Linked DNA regions of Mus musculus: regions 2, 3, 4 and 5 are each linked to region 1. Evidence: chromatin contacts called from ENCODE POLR2A ChIA-PET data. All regions are on one chromosome and are shown on one strand. Each heading gives the region's core, a stretch centred on a gene start or an enhancer-like site at or near the end of the contact. The rest is flanking DNA. Distances are from core to core; before and after follow the strand shown.

What was found. ChIA-PET counts read pairs that join two places held with the same protein, here RNA polymerase II (POLR2A).
Region 2: POLR2A ChIA-PET joins it to region 1 with 19 read pairs in embryonic stem cell. The contact joins the promoter of Map2k2 here to the promoter of Mknk2 in region 1. POLR2A ChIA-PET finds 5 or more read pairs at or near these places in 3 of 5 experiments (Patski and embryonic stem cell).
Region 3: POLR2A ChIA-PET joins it to region 1 with 46 read pairs in embryonic stem cell. The contact joins the promoter of Mbd3 here to the promoter of Mknk2 in region 1. POLR2A ChIA-PET finds 5 or more read pairs at or near these places in 4 of 5 experiments (Patski and embryonic stem cell).
Region 4: POLR2A ChIA-PET joins it to region 1 with 18 read pairs in embryonic stem cell. The contact joins the promoter of Cirbp here to the promoter of Mknk2 in region 1. POLR2A ChIA-PET finds 5 or more read pairs at or near these places in 2 of 5 experiments (Patski and embryonic stem cell).
Region 5: POLR2A ChIA-PET joins it to region 1 with 22 read pairs in embryonic stem cell. The contact joins the promoter of Pcsk4 here to the promoter of Mknk2 in region 1. POLR2A ChIA-PET finds 5 or more read pairs at or near these places in 4 of 5 experiments (Patski and embryonic stem cell).

The regions. Positions count from the first base shown.
Region 1 is chr10:80,674,954-80,677,653 of GRCm38, forward strand. Mknk2 (MAP kinase-interacting serine/threonine kinase 2) reads right to left here and starts at 1,340. Exons shown (of 14, transcript NM_021462.4): 1 at 1,128-1,340; 2 at 871-987. The coding sequence starts at 921.
Region 2 is chr10:81,104,551-81,107,250 of GRCm38, forward strand. Map2k2 (mitogen-activated protein kinase kinase 2) reads left to right here and starts at 1,365. Exons shown (of 11, transcript NM_001347144.1): 1 at 1,365-1,688. The coding sequence starts at 1,597. It overlaps Mir5615-1 (microRNA 5615-1), which reads right to left and starts at 123; the gene lies at 64-123. It overlaps Mir5615-2 (microRNA 5615-2), which reads left to right and starts at 66; the gene lies at 66-125.
Region 3 is chr10:80,398,084-80,400,783 of GRCm38, forward strand. Mbd3 (methyl-CpG binding domain protein 3) reads right to left here and starts at 1,448. Exons shown (of 7, transcript NM_001306143.1): 1 at 1,135-1,448. The coding sequence starts at 1,148.
Region 4 is chr10:80,166,577-80,169,276 of GRCm38, forward strand. It overlaps Cirbp (cold inducible RNA binding protein), which reads left to right and starts at 1,263. Exons shown (of 7, transcript NM_007705.3): 1 at 1,263-1,340.
Region 5 is chr10:80,328,023-80,330,722 of GRCm38, forward strand. It overlaps Pcsk4 (proprotein convertase subtilisin/kexin type 4), which reads right to left and starts at 1,451. Exons shown (of 15, transcript NM_008793.2): 1 at 1,249-1,451; 2 at 924-1,028. The coding sequence starts at 1,428. It overlaps Reep6 (receptor accessory protein 6), which reads left to right and starts at 2,123. Exons shown (of 5, transcript NM_001204931.1): 1 at 2,123-2,323. The coding sequence starts at 2,209. Gm51809 (a long non-coding RNA gene) reads right to left here. Exons shown (of 3, transcript XR_003949017.1): 3 at 2,437-2,470.

The DNA of each region.
Region 1 (2,700 bases), core at 90-2,589:
TCTGATCCCAACCAACCGCACAGGCCAGCTTGAGACTACAGTGGACAGATACAGGGTTTCCCTGGAACTATATACACAGAAGTAGGGGAGACGGGGCTGAGAGACTGCAAGGAACATCCAGCCACTGACCACAAGCCAACCTAGGGGAGCTCACAAAAGAGAGAGCTAGGACCTGCTGACGTGCTTTCATCCAGAACAAGGCCAACCTGGGGGACACAGAAAGTGTGGGATCACATACAGAAAGTGGGTGGGGAGCACAAGACTGAGATCAGGCTGATGGCGAGGGACATAGAGCCACCAATCAGTGGTGGGAGTGGGTCCTGAAAGAAAGAGCTACTAGGCAGCCGGGGACAGGTTGTAGCCTGCAACAAGCACACACTGCAGGAAACAAATGTAAAGTCCATCAGAGACCACATACAGAGGTAGGAAAGCCCGGGCTGAGAAACTGCTAGGGACACAGCCACAGATCACAGGGGAGCCTGGGGCAGTTCATGAAGAGTTAGTAGGCAGCTAGAAGCAAGGCTGCAGCTTACTGACTCTCCCAACCAGCACAAGACAGGCCTGGAAGTTGCAAGGAACAGAAACACTCGATTTGCCTAGGATCACACACAGAAACAGACGACTGTGATCGGGCTAACTGCAAGGGACACAGAGCCACCAATCACAAGCCTGGGGGTGGGGGTTGAGGGTCCTAGAAGAGAGAGCTACTAGGAGGATGGGGACAGGGCTGCGGCCTGCTGACCCCCACCACCTCCAGCACAAAAGTCCAATGCAAGCACCCCTCCCAAGCCCTGCACCAGCCTCCCGAGTAGGCTCTGCTTATCCGTCGCACCCGTCACTGCAATGGGACCCCCGGACAGGACCCCTCACCTTGAACGAACGGTGGAAGCCCTGAAGTTCGGCTGTTCTCTTCTGCACCATCTTCAGTCCGGGCCCCACCAGCGGGGGAGGGGACGCGGGGCCCGGGGGGCGGCTTGGGAGGCGACCCTGCGGGCGGAGGAGACAAAGGACCGAGGCTGAGAGAGGCGCTCGGCCGGGCGGAGGCGGCCGGGGCTCGGCGGAGCTCCCGCGCCTGACTCGGGCTTCCTTCCTCCCTCGGAGAATGTCGCCCTTGGCGCCGCGCTCACCGGGGTCGGACACCGGCCGGGGTCGCAGCGCCGTCACCTCACCTAGCACAGCCCGGACCCCGCTCCGAGGACTGCGCGGGGAACAGCGCCGCCACAGCCACCGCTGCTGCTGCCGCCGCCGCCGCCGCCGCCGTCGCCGCCGCCGCCGCCGCCACCGCCGCCACCACCGCCACCACGGACCCCTCCACTGGGCCGCTGCCGCCGAGAGGAGCCGCGCGCGCGGCCGGCGCGGCCACCTTTATAGGCGCGGTCCCGAAGTTACCCCGCCCCTCCGCACCAGTCTCCGCCTTTCTCAGGGAACAGAGGAGGCGGAGCTTCCAGGAGCGTCGAAGGCCGCAGCGAGAAGAGCACGCCGGGGAATGCAGAATACGGCTGCGCGCTCCCGTTTAAGGGGCGGAGCTTAGCGGGGAGCGGAGTGGAGCTGCGCAGCGACCGTGTTGGCGACTCCAAACACGGCTGCGCACTTCGAGCTGGCAGGGGGAAGGGGAGATTCCGAGGGAAGTGGGGCGCGAAGCTTCAAGCGCGCCTGCGCACTCCCACGGTGGGGGCGGAGCGTGAAAAGATACTCGACTGCAGCCGCGTGACCTGGCTGGGGGGTGGGAGAGGACTGTGTGGAGAGGCTGGTGACCAGCCTCCGGAGTCGCCTGCGCCTGCGCAGAAGGGTACTGAAGGCTTCAGTTTGGGCCGTGAGGCCGCCTTCTCCTGTGTCACAGTTGGCCCGCTGGCTTGCGCGCTGCAGGTTCTGCTCCCTGTCCTTGAGCCGGGTGCCGCGTTCAGCTGCCGAAGGAGGGCAAGCCAGCCCTAATTTTACTGAATACTGATGCCCTTGTCCTGTGCTCCAGCTCTGCAATCCGTGATGAACCCTTCTTGAACCTCTTGGGTCCTTTGCAGCCCTCGGTGGGGATAGCTGGGACAAGAAGGGGCTAGGATCCCCGATTCAGGTTCGGATACAGTCAGACCGCGTTGTGCCTGCTGCCTCGGCTGCTTCCGTGCACAAAGAGGTTGTTTTCCCTCTTCAGGGTAGTTTGTCTACAAGTTTTTACCACCACCCTCTACTGAGGCTGGAGCCTCATGAACCTCAAGCAGCTCTTTGTGTGTTTGTGTGCACTCACACAGGTCCTCGTCCGTGTGAGTGTGTGTGCCTTATGCATACAGGTGCCTGGAAAGTCAGAAGAGAGGTGAAATTACACGATGCCTGATGTGGGTGCTGGGCTGTACCCTGGGTTCTCTGTAAGAGTAACAGTTTGGCTTAACTTATGAGTCATCTGTCTGACTCCCGAGCCTCATTGTCGTCATTAGTGATTGCATTGGCAGAAATGTTTGTCTCTAATTCAGATTGTCATGCCTGTACAAGGTTCATTACCTGGACAGATTTGGGCAGGGGATAGAACTTCAGCTCAAGGCAGTCAGGGATCAATTCCTGGCAGACTCAAACAAGGGTCTCTACTCAGCTGTTAAAGGAGTTTGCCACCAATTATAGCCTGAGCCCATTCCTGGGACACATGTAAGAGAAATAGCTTCTACCTGTGGCTAGCTGTAGCATGTGTGTGTGTGTCCACGGGGGCCAGCATGT
Region 2 (2,700 bases), core at 115-2,614, 430 kb after region 1:
GAACACTCACCTGGGTTCCACTACCAGCCGCAGAAAGTGGTCCCTTGTTGGGCTACACCCCAGTCCTTGGTTGTTTTCTGAGACAGAAAATGAGACTCTTTTCTGTCTCAGAAAACAACCAAGGACTGCTCTTCCAGAGGTGTTGAGTTTAATTCCCAGCAACCACATGGTGGCTCGCAACCATCTGTAATGAGATCAGATGACCTCTTCTAGTGTGTGTTTGAAGACAGCTACAGTGTACTCATACATAAATAAGTAAATAAACCTTAAAAAAATAAAATGGTTTGTTCTCACAAAATTGTAACAAAAAAATACATTCTCAAAGTCATTGAACTGAATAAAGGCTGTAGCCAGGTGAAAGCCTGCTTGCCTCCCTGGTGGGTTTCATCTTTACCATCTGAGAGGTAAAAAAACGCGGAGAACTTCCTTGTGAGATGCTGTCACTCAGAACAAACTTCATGGCCACCGTGGGCTGCAGAGCAAGACCCTGCAAGTCTGATTTCCATGTGCCTGCTCAAGAGCCCAGAGCAGGGGTTTTACTATGTATCTGTACACTCTGAATTCCAAGAGTGTGACCCTGGACAAAGAACCAGCCCTGAGTGGTATGTCTACACAATGGAATGCTATTTGGCCAGGAAAAGGACGAGAGCCCTGCCATCCAAACCATTGTGGATGGACCTTGAGGGCAAAGGAAAAACAAGCCAGACATAAGTGACCCTAACCACAAGAAGTGTTCGGATTCACACACTGAAATGGTGACCGTCAGGGATGGGGACCAAGGGAATTTATGTATTACCCATACCCGAGCTTCAATGAAGGGCCGTGAGAAAGGTCTGTAGGGCTATGGGATTGTTGCAGAACAGTAAAACACTAGGGGTTGGGACTGGAGGATTGCAGGGAGTGGAGGTGAAGCCTGGACAACACAGTAACTTCGAGAACAGTGTGGGTGGGGTACTGAGGCTCTGTCTCAAAATAAAAACAAAAACAAACAAGCAACAAAACAAACAGCAGGAAGTAGGGCTCAGTGGGTAGCGCTCTCGCCTATAGGACACGGGGCCGCAGCAAAGCAGGAAGCAGGTAAGGTAGCTCAGGCCTACGGTCCCAGCGGCCAAATCTAGGAAAATATATGAAACTAAACAAGTCTGAGTCGACTGATGCTGGCAGGTCTGTCTCCTCGCGGTCCTGCCGTGTGTAACCCCACCCGCGTTTGAGACGCACACGCAGCCGACCCCGGGAAGCTGATCGTACAGACAGACGACTGCACCGCCGCAAACATTAAACACAGCGTCCGCCTCTGCCCTTCTACAGTAGGCCGGGGAGCCACCTCGCGCATGCGCCTCGGTTGAGGGCGGGACCTCGCAGAAAAAGATCTCGCGAGAGCTCGGCCTGCGAGCTTGTGGCCGCCCCCTGTTCCCCGACCTCCCGGCTGCGCTGCAGCGTCAGCTTCACTCGGCCTCGGCGTCGGTCTGCTCGCCCCGGCGCTCCGGGCTCGTCCGCCTTCCACCTTCTGCCCGGCCTAGGCCGCAGCCCCGGGCCCGCGTCGCGCCGCCCCCTATGGGCCCCGGCTGAGGCGTCGCCGCTGGCCGTGGAGCCCCGATGCTGGCCCGGAGGAAGCCGGTGTTACCGGCACTCACTATCAACCCTACCATCGCCGAGGGCCCGTCCCCCACCAGCGAGGGCGCCTCTGAGTGAGTAGGCGGGGCGTGTGAGGACAGGGGCGGGCCTCGGCGTGAAGGGGGCGTGACCACAAGTGGGGGTGTGGTCTGAAGGGATAGCAGCGCCCGGGAGGACAGGGGCTGGTCCTGAGAATGGTGTGGATGGAGGTGAGAGGGGCGTGGAGTTCGAGGGCTGGAACAAAGCCTGGTTGGGGGTCCGGGCATGGAGGGGGTTGTGGGGGGGGGGGTGGAGGCAGGGCCAGTTGGGTGAGTCACGTGGTGTGTCAGCTTGGCCCGGGGAAAGGGGCGTGGTCTAAGGTGAGTGGCCTGTGAGCTTAGAGGGCCGTGGCCTTTGAGGACTAGAACAAAAGCCTGGTTGGGGTCGGGGCCAGAGCAGTGAGGCTGGTGGTCTTATCAGGTTGGCCAGATGGGAGAGGGGCGTGGCCCAAGGGGAGAGCCCTGAGTCCTGTGAGCGTAGAGGGGCGGGGCCTCGGCCGGAACTTGGCTTTAGAAAAGTTGGTCTGGAGAGTAGCAGTGCCTGAGGCAGGGTAGGGATGGGGACAAGGTGCAGGGATCTGAGAGAATGGCTTTGGGAAAATCTCTGCTGTTGAAGGGGAAACAGGGGGCAAAGGGGGCGGCGTGGGTACAAGAGGGGGGCAGGTCCTGCAGGTGTTGGGACCAAGAAAGGGGAGCTAGAGAGAGGTATGACTTGGAGTAAGGAGAGGGGCCTGAAGAGAGGCAGGGCAATTGGAGACCCAAGAAAGAAGACGTCCTGAAGGTGGCCAGGAGAATCAGGGGAGCAGTGAGGCTTTCCGGGTGTGTGTGTGTGAGGTGTGGTATGGTTAGAGGAACAGAGGCCGTGCGGGGTAGCCTAGCCTAGCGCTTAAGACTGGGTACCAGGTGAGTGGAGCAGTTGAAGGCATGACTTGTCTGAGGAGGCAAGGCTGGCCTTGCAGGGGCAGAGGGAAGGAACCTGTTGGAAGAAGCAAGGGGAGGTGCAGGGGAGAGCCTGGCTTGGGGAGTACATGGTGACCTAGTGGAAAGT
Region 3 (2,700 bases), core at 198-2,697, 280 kb before region 1:
AACTACAGTCGGCTAAAAAGGTAGATGCTCCAGCCGTAGGGCAGCATGCATGCGGCCCAGGATTCTATTCACACCACTGGGGATAGAACTGGGGAAGAACAGCAGGTGTAGGTTGCCTGGCTATTATTCAGATAGACAGCTTTCACTGCCCTGATTAAAAGGTTGCAAATATGGTCTATGTAGACGCTGCCTCAAAAAAAAAAAAAAAAAAAAAAAAAAAAGGCTGGAGAGTTGGCTAAGAGGTCATGAGTTCAATTGCTAGCAACCACATGGTGGCTCACAACCTTCTATTGGGTGATCTGATGCTCTCTCTTCAAGCAGGCAGAGCACTCATGCATTAAATAAATAAAAAATTTAAAATATTTTTTAAAGAGCAGACTTATTCATAAAAAAGTCTTGCACACAAAAACCACATTCACATTAGTCAGAAGCCACTGTGATGTTACATTTGGGGCCACCGCTCAAGAAGAGCAAGGGCTTTGGAAACGCCATAAAAATGGGGGACATTTTGCTGAACAAGAAGCCAAACCCAAATTTATGCAGGTGAGGGGATCAGGCCACCTGGGGCAGTTCCCTTGCTTCCCGAAACCATGATAAAGTCCCCGCGAGGGTCAAAGGGTCAGCCCATCCCCCTCCCACCCCCGCTTCCCAGCGGCGTCTGGCCAAGGCCCGGGCGCCCCTCGCACGGCGCGCACGGTCCCCGATTCCTTGGAGGACAAAAGCCCGCGCCACAGGCGGGCTAAAAGCCACGAGGCTGAAGCCTTGGCTGCAGGCGTGGCGCACGCGCACTCACAGCAGCGCTGGGTGGCGCGGATCAGCAAAAGGCAAGGCACTGGGTTCAACGCATGCGCGCTGAGGCGAGCCATGGCCGGCGCGTGCGCACTGACCACAGCTGGCACGTAGGACGCACGCTCGGACGCACGCTCGGACGCACGTCGCCCGGCCCAGACCGCGGCCCGCAGTCGGGGCGCCCAGGCCGCCGCAGAGGCCGCTGGGAGGCGCCCGTTGGGGCCCTGCGCGGCCGGCGCGCTCATTCACCTATAGTAAAAGACATCCCTGTGGCCGGCCGACAGCCCCGACCTCCTGGGCACTTCTTCCCTTTCCCAGCCCTGCGGGAGCGCCGGGCACTCCCACCTCTTCCGCTCCATTGCGCCCCGGCTTTTCCGCCCGCCGTGGCCGATGCCGCCGCCGCCGCCGCTTCTGCAAGTTGCGACCCCCGGGCTCGTCGCCGATTCGGCTCCCTCCGCCGCCGCCACTCGCCGCAGCTGTTCTGTCCCACGGGCCTCCGCCCTCCGCCCCCAGCCGGGCGCGCGCCGGCTTCGCCACCCGCTCGGCCCCCTCCCCGCGCTTCACAGCCCCCGCTAGGGGGGCCGCTCCGCCCACCCGCCCGCGCGTGGGGCTCGTCTGCGCAGGCGTGGAGTCGGCCCCGCCCCTTCGCGCTCGCAGGACCAGTCTGACTGCCGTCCAGACTCTCTGCGCAGCCGCGGCCCCGACCCAGCCTTCGCTTGCCTTCAAGACCCGCCCCAAGGCTGTGAAGCCAATCAGATCACTTCAGCTCCTCGGCTTAAAATGCACAGTTGGCTACGTCCCGCCTTGCGGGAGACGCCCACAGGGCATGGAGACCAATCAGCGCTCAGAACCTCGTTCTGTGCTTAACTTCTCATATAAATCTGCTCTGAGACAAGGACAGCCAATCAGCGTGGCCGGGGTGGGACAACCATTGCGTTTGCGCTCTAGACTCCGGAAGCACAGTGTGTGCTGCACCTGGTCTGTACCAAGCTGGAGCAGTTTCGCCCGAGCTGCCGTCCTGGTCCTGGGGTCGCGCTGGGCTGCACCTGCGCAGTGTGCGTTTGTCAGGGACCCGCCTGGGCTTTGTGAAAAAGATCGAGTACAACTCGGGGCCTTCGACGCAGTCCTGCTTCCCTCTGCGTTTCGTTCTGGCCTCTCGGCTGTTCCAGCCCCAGCCTCTATTGCGTTACTGCGAGGACAGAAATGCACCACCACTCCCGGCTTCACCAAGAACTATTTAAGAAGTTTGTTCTTTGCAGCAGTACTGAAAATAGAAAGCAGAACCTTACACGTGGTAGACTTTCTGCCGTTAGGCTGCACCCCAGCCTGAGTTTGATGGCTCACGAACCTATTTAGAACATTCCTGGCCAGCCTGGGCCACACAGCAATACCCTAAAATCAGGCCAGGAATAGTGGCACGTGCTTGCCATCTCAGCACTGGGATAGTGGAGGAAGGAGGATCAAGCACTTCAAGACCAGCTTGGAGTTTACTAGATCCAGCATCAGAAGGAAGAACAAAACCAAAAACTGGTTTCTAAGTTAGTGAATGGAGTCACTCGCACTATCGCCCCTTGTCTACCGCAGCCCTGAGGACAGGGAGCTGGGGGGTCACTTACTCCTGCTTGGTACTGTCGGCTGCTTTGCCACTCAGGCCCAGCCAGACTTACCCAGGGAACATGCCTGAAGGCCAACTACCTTCTCACCCAGGCTTCCATTATACAGTACCTGGAAGACCTCTCTTTGAAAGGGGACCCTCCCTGACAAGGAGAGCTGCCAAGGGATCATGAGGTGAAATCACAACACATTTAAAGATCTTTGTCTTGCCTGCAATTTTTGGAGCTCAGGAACTGTATTTTATGAGCTAGGATTTGGGTCCCCAGATCAGGAGGAGAGATCAGATCACAGTGAAGA
Region 4 (2,700 bases), core at 13-2,512, 510 kb before region 1:
CTACGGATTTCAAGGATAGATTGAAAAATGTAGGTTGTCTCAAAGGATCAAATGGCCTAGTGGTAAAGGGCTCTTGCAGAGGACGTGGGTTCAATTCTCAGAATCCACATAAAGGTTCACAGCTGTCTGGACCTCTGCATCCAAAGGATCCAGCACTCTCTTCTGGTCTTTGTCAGCGCAAGATAGGCAAGTGCTGCATAGACATTCAGGCAAACACCCATATACATAAAATTAAAATACACTTTTTTGTTTTGTTCTCTGTGGTGTGTGTGTTTAAGAAGGCTAAGGATGTAGCTTGGTTTAGCCACTACTTAGAATTCTGCAGTGAGGGGTTAGGGGTGTGGCTCAAGGATAGAAATCCTTCCATGGCATGCTTGAGACTCTGGGGTCTCTTCTAGAAAATGCAGGTACACATTGAAAAGAGTGGTGTTTTGCCATCTGTGTGGTAATGTACACCTGGTTGGAGATGGGCAGAAATCAGGGTTCAAATGGTCGTTATACAGCAGGTTGAGATTTGTAGGAAAACTGAGTTGGGTGCAGGAAATCTAGAGAAAATCTTGACATTGTGATTAATACTGGGATGGAAATTTTAGGGCTGATCTTATGGAGTGTCCTTGGGGTCCAAAGAACTGTTAGGCAGCAGTTGTATTGGGAGGTACTTTTGGACTAGAGTAATTCGGTGGTTTTGGTTTCATGAGCAAGAACGGAGAAGAGGGGCAAGCAAGATGACTCAGTGGATAAAGCTGCTTGTGGCTAATCCTGAGTATGATCCTTAGGACCTACATGATGGAAGGAGAGACTCCATCTGTCTTCTGGCTTCACAAATGCGCCTCAGTTAAATAACTGTAATTAAATATTAAAAGAAAAAAAAGAACATAAAAGTGTTGAGTCGATGAGTCAAGGTTGGAGCCATATTTGGGAGTCTCATTGAGGTAGCAAAAGCTCTTTGTTCCCCGCCGCAGGACAAACGGGTCGGGAACGCGGAAGTGGGTCAGCTCCGCCTCCAAATCAGCTGTCCCCGCCTCCTAGTCGCTAGCGGGCGGGGGGTGGGGGGGAAAAATGCGGCCAGGAAAGATTCCAGCCAATCAAAACACTCAGCGCCTCCGCGCGGACTAGGGCAAAGCCAACGGAGTCCCGCCCCTCCACCGAGGCGCAGATGCCGAATCTAAGGCGTCGGATTGGTCAGCGCGGCGTGGTGGGCGGGTTAAGGGGCGTGGCTCCAGGAGTGGAGTATATCAGGCGGGACTCTTGCGCTCCCCCTCGCACTCGCGCCTTAGGAAGCTTGGGTGTGTGTGGCGCGCTGTCTTCCCGCTCGCGTCAGGGACCTGCCCGACTCAGCGGTGAGGGCTCTGGCGGCACCGGCTCTGAGGGGCCCGGGGCGGCGGGCGGCCTGTGACTCTCGGGCGAGGCGGAGCCGCAGCGGCACGCCCCTGGGACTTGGGGGCGGGCCCGGGTTGGAGTCCGCCCCGCCGGCGGCGAGGCGGGCAGCGGGACACTGGGGCCTCACGCTTGTCGGAGGGCGTCCTCCACCGCGCGTCATCCCCGGGCCGAGGCCGACCTTAACGGTGGGCTTTTTTTTTTTTTTTTTTTTTTGTAAAATGGCCGCCGCGATGCTTTGAAAAGCTTCGCCGGCGAAATGGCGGGACTGCCGAGTGCCCGGATGGAATGGCGCAGGGTGCGCGCTTGGCGCATGCGCTGCTCCGGGGGCGGGGCGCTCCTACCTCCAAAGTCCGGTTGTCCGCAGATGTGGAGCTGTGTCGCGTGCGACCCTTTTACTCCAGCTGGCTCTACCTCGGTTTTCTCTTCCCTTGTGGTTCCACGTGGGGAACAAAAAAGCACATGTAGGCTTGAATGTTGTCCTTTTGTGCCCCAAGTTTATTGCCCCCAAGGTAGACTGGTTTCGTGGTATAGTGGACTTATTTTCCAAGTTGTCGGTTGCCAATAATGACTTTGTCTAGATACCACGCCCCTTTCGCTAGCCACGCCTCTTGGGCCAACCTCCTTTCTCCCTTGAGTCCATCGTGCAAAAACATTTCTCTAGTCCTTGGCTGAGTAAGCGAGGCATCCCACAACTGGCACACCTCCAGACAGTACCCTAAAAGCGTATTTCAGTAGTGAAGTTTCTCTGGCCCAACAACTCTATGCTAGTGAGGGTAGGCAGTCACTATCATTTCTGTCCCCAACCACACACATTTGCAAAGTGACCATGCCATTTTGATCCTAACCTTGGGATTCTCTGGCCAGGTGTAATCAAGACCTAGAATCATTTAAGGTTAGCCTCAGCTGTATGACAAAGTATTCCATATGCCTTTGGGATGATAAAAGCAAAAAGAGTTCCCTCTTGTGTAGCCCAGAAGGGTATTGAACTTGCTGTGCAATTGTATTTGGTTTTGGATTCTGTTCCTTTGCCTCCAACTCCCACAGGCTAGGCGAGATGGGTATTTGTTTTGAAACAGTCTCTCAAACTGATCCACAGTGTCCTTTTTCTCATTGATCTTCCCATCTCGGTGACTTGAATGGCTGGATGAGAGGTGTGAAAGAAACCCCACTTGAAGCTGAGGTTTCCCAGTAAGACCATGGGGTCCTCTCCCCCCACCCCCATGCTTCCCCCCTAGCCCCCCCCCCCCAGTTTCTTTGTGTACTCCTGGTTATCCTGGACTCTCTTTGCAGACCAGGCTGGCCTCAAAACTCACAGAAATC
Region 5 (2,700 bases), core at 201-2,700, 350 kb before region 1:
GCCCAAAGCATCTCCTGTGCCCTTCTCCTTACACCCCATCTTAGTCTCTCTCAGGAGCCATGTTCTTCTGGGTGACCATCTCTGTCCATCTATCCACTTCTATTTATCTTCATTCTCTTCCTTCAGAGGCTTGGCTTCTAAAGACACTGAGTCCCTGTGGTGGTTTGAATGAGAATGGCCCCTACCTTTTATACTTGGCTGGGTTCCCAGTAGGTGAACCTGTTTAAGAAGGTCTATCGCTATCACTGGGAGGTGGGTGGTGGGCTTGGAGGTTTCAGAAGCCCATGTCCTTTCCAGCTAGCTCTCCCTTCCCCTTGTGAACTATCAGCACCACCTTGACCCCTCCTGCTATGCTCCCTGACATACTGGCCATGGCCTCACCCTCTGAGTCCAATAAGCTCCAATAAAGTCTTCCTTCTGGAAGTTGCTTTGGTCATGGTATTTGTCATAGCAATAGCTAAGATAGGTCCCAGTGCAGGTGATCCCCTCTCTAACGTATCCTGTAACCCTCTATGGCTCATACCACACCTCCATGCCTGTTTTTTGACTGCCATCTAAGAGTTGTTCCCAGTGGCAGACTGGCCTAATGTGGACAGGACACCTACAGAAGCACCAAAAACTTGGGCTCTGCCCCTGGTTCTGCACACTCACCGACTCCAGCTCCCCTGTGTGCTGAAATGGACCGGTTCCCTTCCCTACATCCTGTGGCTTGCAGGGGGGGAAAGGACCAGTGCATGAGACCTTCCATTCAGGACAACAGGGCAAGGGTTTATCTGAGTCCCCCTGGATATTAAGTTGTGTTACATATGCGCCTAGCTCACACATGGCTTCCCCAACTAGGCCCCACTTCACACAGGCCACTCATAGCAGGAACGGTGACAGAAGGCTACTGGTTGGGACACAGCATCCACGAGCACTCTCACCTTGGGATCTTTCTTCAGTCGTAGACGATGGCCCCAGTGTGGAGTCAGGGACTGCTGGGCCACACCCCGGTGCCGCAGATGGAAATACTGGTCGTCAGGGAAGATCTGGGAATGCGACGGACAACAGGGGCATAGCTGGGACCCTGCTCCTTTGATAGGATCTCCACGACTTTATACACCTCAGCCAGGGGTCCATATGACAGCCACAGAATCCCAAATTGAACATGGAGGGGCACACAGATACATATTTGGGGAGGTCTTGGGGACACCCTCCCATTTGTCCAGATCTGAGGTTGTCCAGACCCACACCCCACGTCCCACCCACCTGTCCCAGGTTGACGAAGCCAAATTTACGGGCCAGGCGCTCAGCTTCCTGGTAACCTTTGGTCACCCGCACTGCCCAGCTGCTGACATAGATGGGGGCCTGGGCTGAGGCCCACCTCACAGCCAGGAGGGCCAAAGTCAAAGTCAGACCCAGCCACAGCTCTGTCTGGGAGGGCCGCATAGCGGGGGGCGGGGCGGGGGCGGGGCTTCAGGAAGCACTCCCAGCCTGGACACCATAGCAACGCGAAGCTGTCAACTCCCAAGGGGCCTTGCGCTTCCTTCCTCCCCCACCCCCTCCCCACCTGGGAGGGGTGGGAATATTCCACTAGGAGTGACACATTCATAGGGACCTAAGCCTTCGGGAACCTCACTTTCTCCACCTATACAAGGACAACCCCTCCATCTGCCCTTAGGAGCAGGTTCAAGGTAACAGGTGCCTTCAACCTTTATTTGGCCCCGCCCACTTTTCTCCACGCCCCCTCCTTCGTGATCAGCTTCGTTTTTCCAGTGTAGTCCCGCCTCCTTTCTGGTCTGTCCAATCAGCGCTGATCTTTACCAGGCTCCGCCCATCTGTTCCTCAACTAGCTCCACCCACGTCAATCGCTCTCCGTCAATAATCTACCGCTTGTCCAATCACTATCGTGCCACACCCTCTTGACCAATCAACACGCCATCACCCTGGGGCCCCGCCCCCTCGGGACTCCTCGCTGCCGCCCCGGCCCTCACCCTGGCCAGAGGGCCATGCGGCCGGGGAGACGGGGCAGGCCCCACCTCCTTTGTCCGCCCTGCCCTCCCATTGGCCAGAGCCGGGGGGCGGGGGCGGAGCCAGGGTCCGGGGCCGAAAGCACTGGGCCGGGGGCGGGGCCGGGCGGTGGGCGGGTGGTGAAAGTGCGCTCTCGGCGGCGCCGGTGCGCGAGGTTGCGGGCGTGCTTCAGTGGCCTGCCCCGCGCCCGCCGCTGCCATGGACGGTCTGCGCCAGCGCTTCGAACGTTTTCTGGAACAGAAGAACGTGGCCACCGAAGCGCTCGGGGCGCTCGAAGCAAGGACCGGTGTAGAGAAGCGGTATCTCGCCGCGGGTGAGCCTGGAGAGGGGTGCATGTCACTTGGTTCCCAACGGGCACCATGAGGTCCTGGGTCCCATCACTGGAAAGGACTCATGTCATGGGTTCTAGACGAGCTCCAGGAGGCCCTGGGAATGCAGGCTTGGCTCCCGGGTCCTATCCCTGTATAAGTTGCAGGACCCAAGTTCTGACTGGGCATCTTGAAGTTTGGGTGCCCTCACCCTGGAAGGAGTTTACATCTTAGGTTTTCTACGGGGTTTGGGAGGTCCTGAGAGTTCATTCCTAGCTGCAGCATCCCATCTCTAAGATGGACCCTTATACCAGGCATCGTGAGGTTCTGGGAACTCTGACCTGGAAGGTGTGCACATCCTAGGTTCCTGAGGGCCTCTACA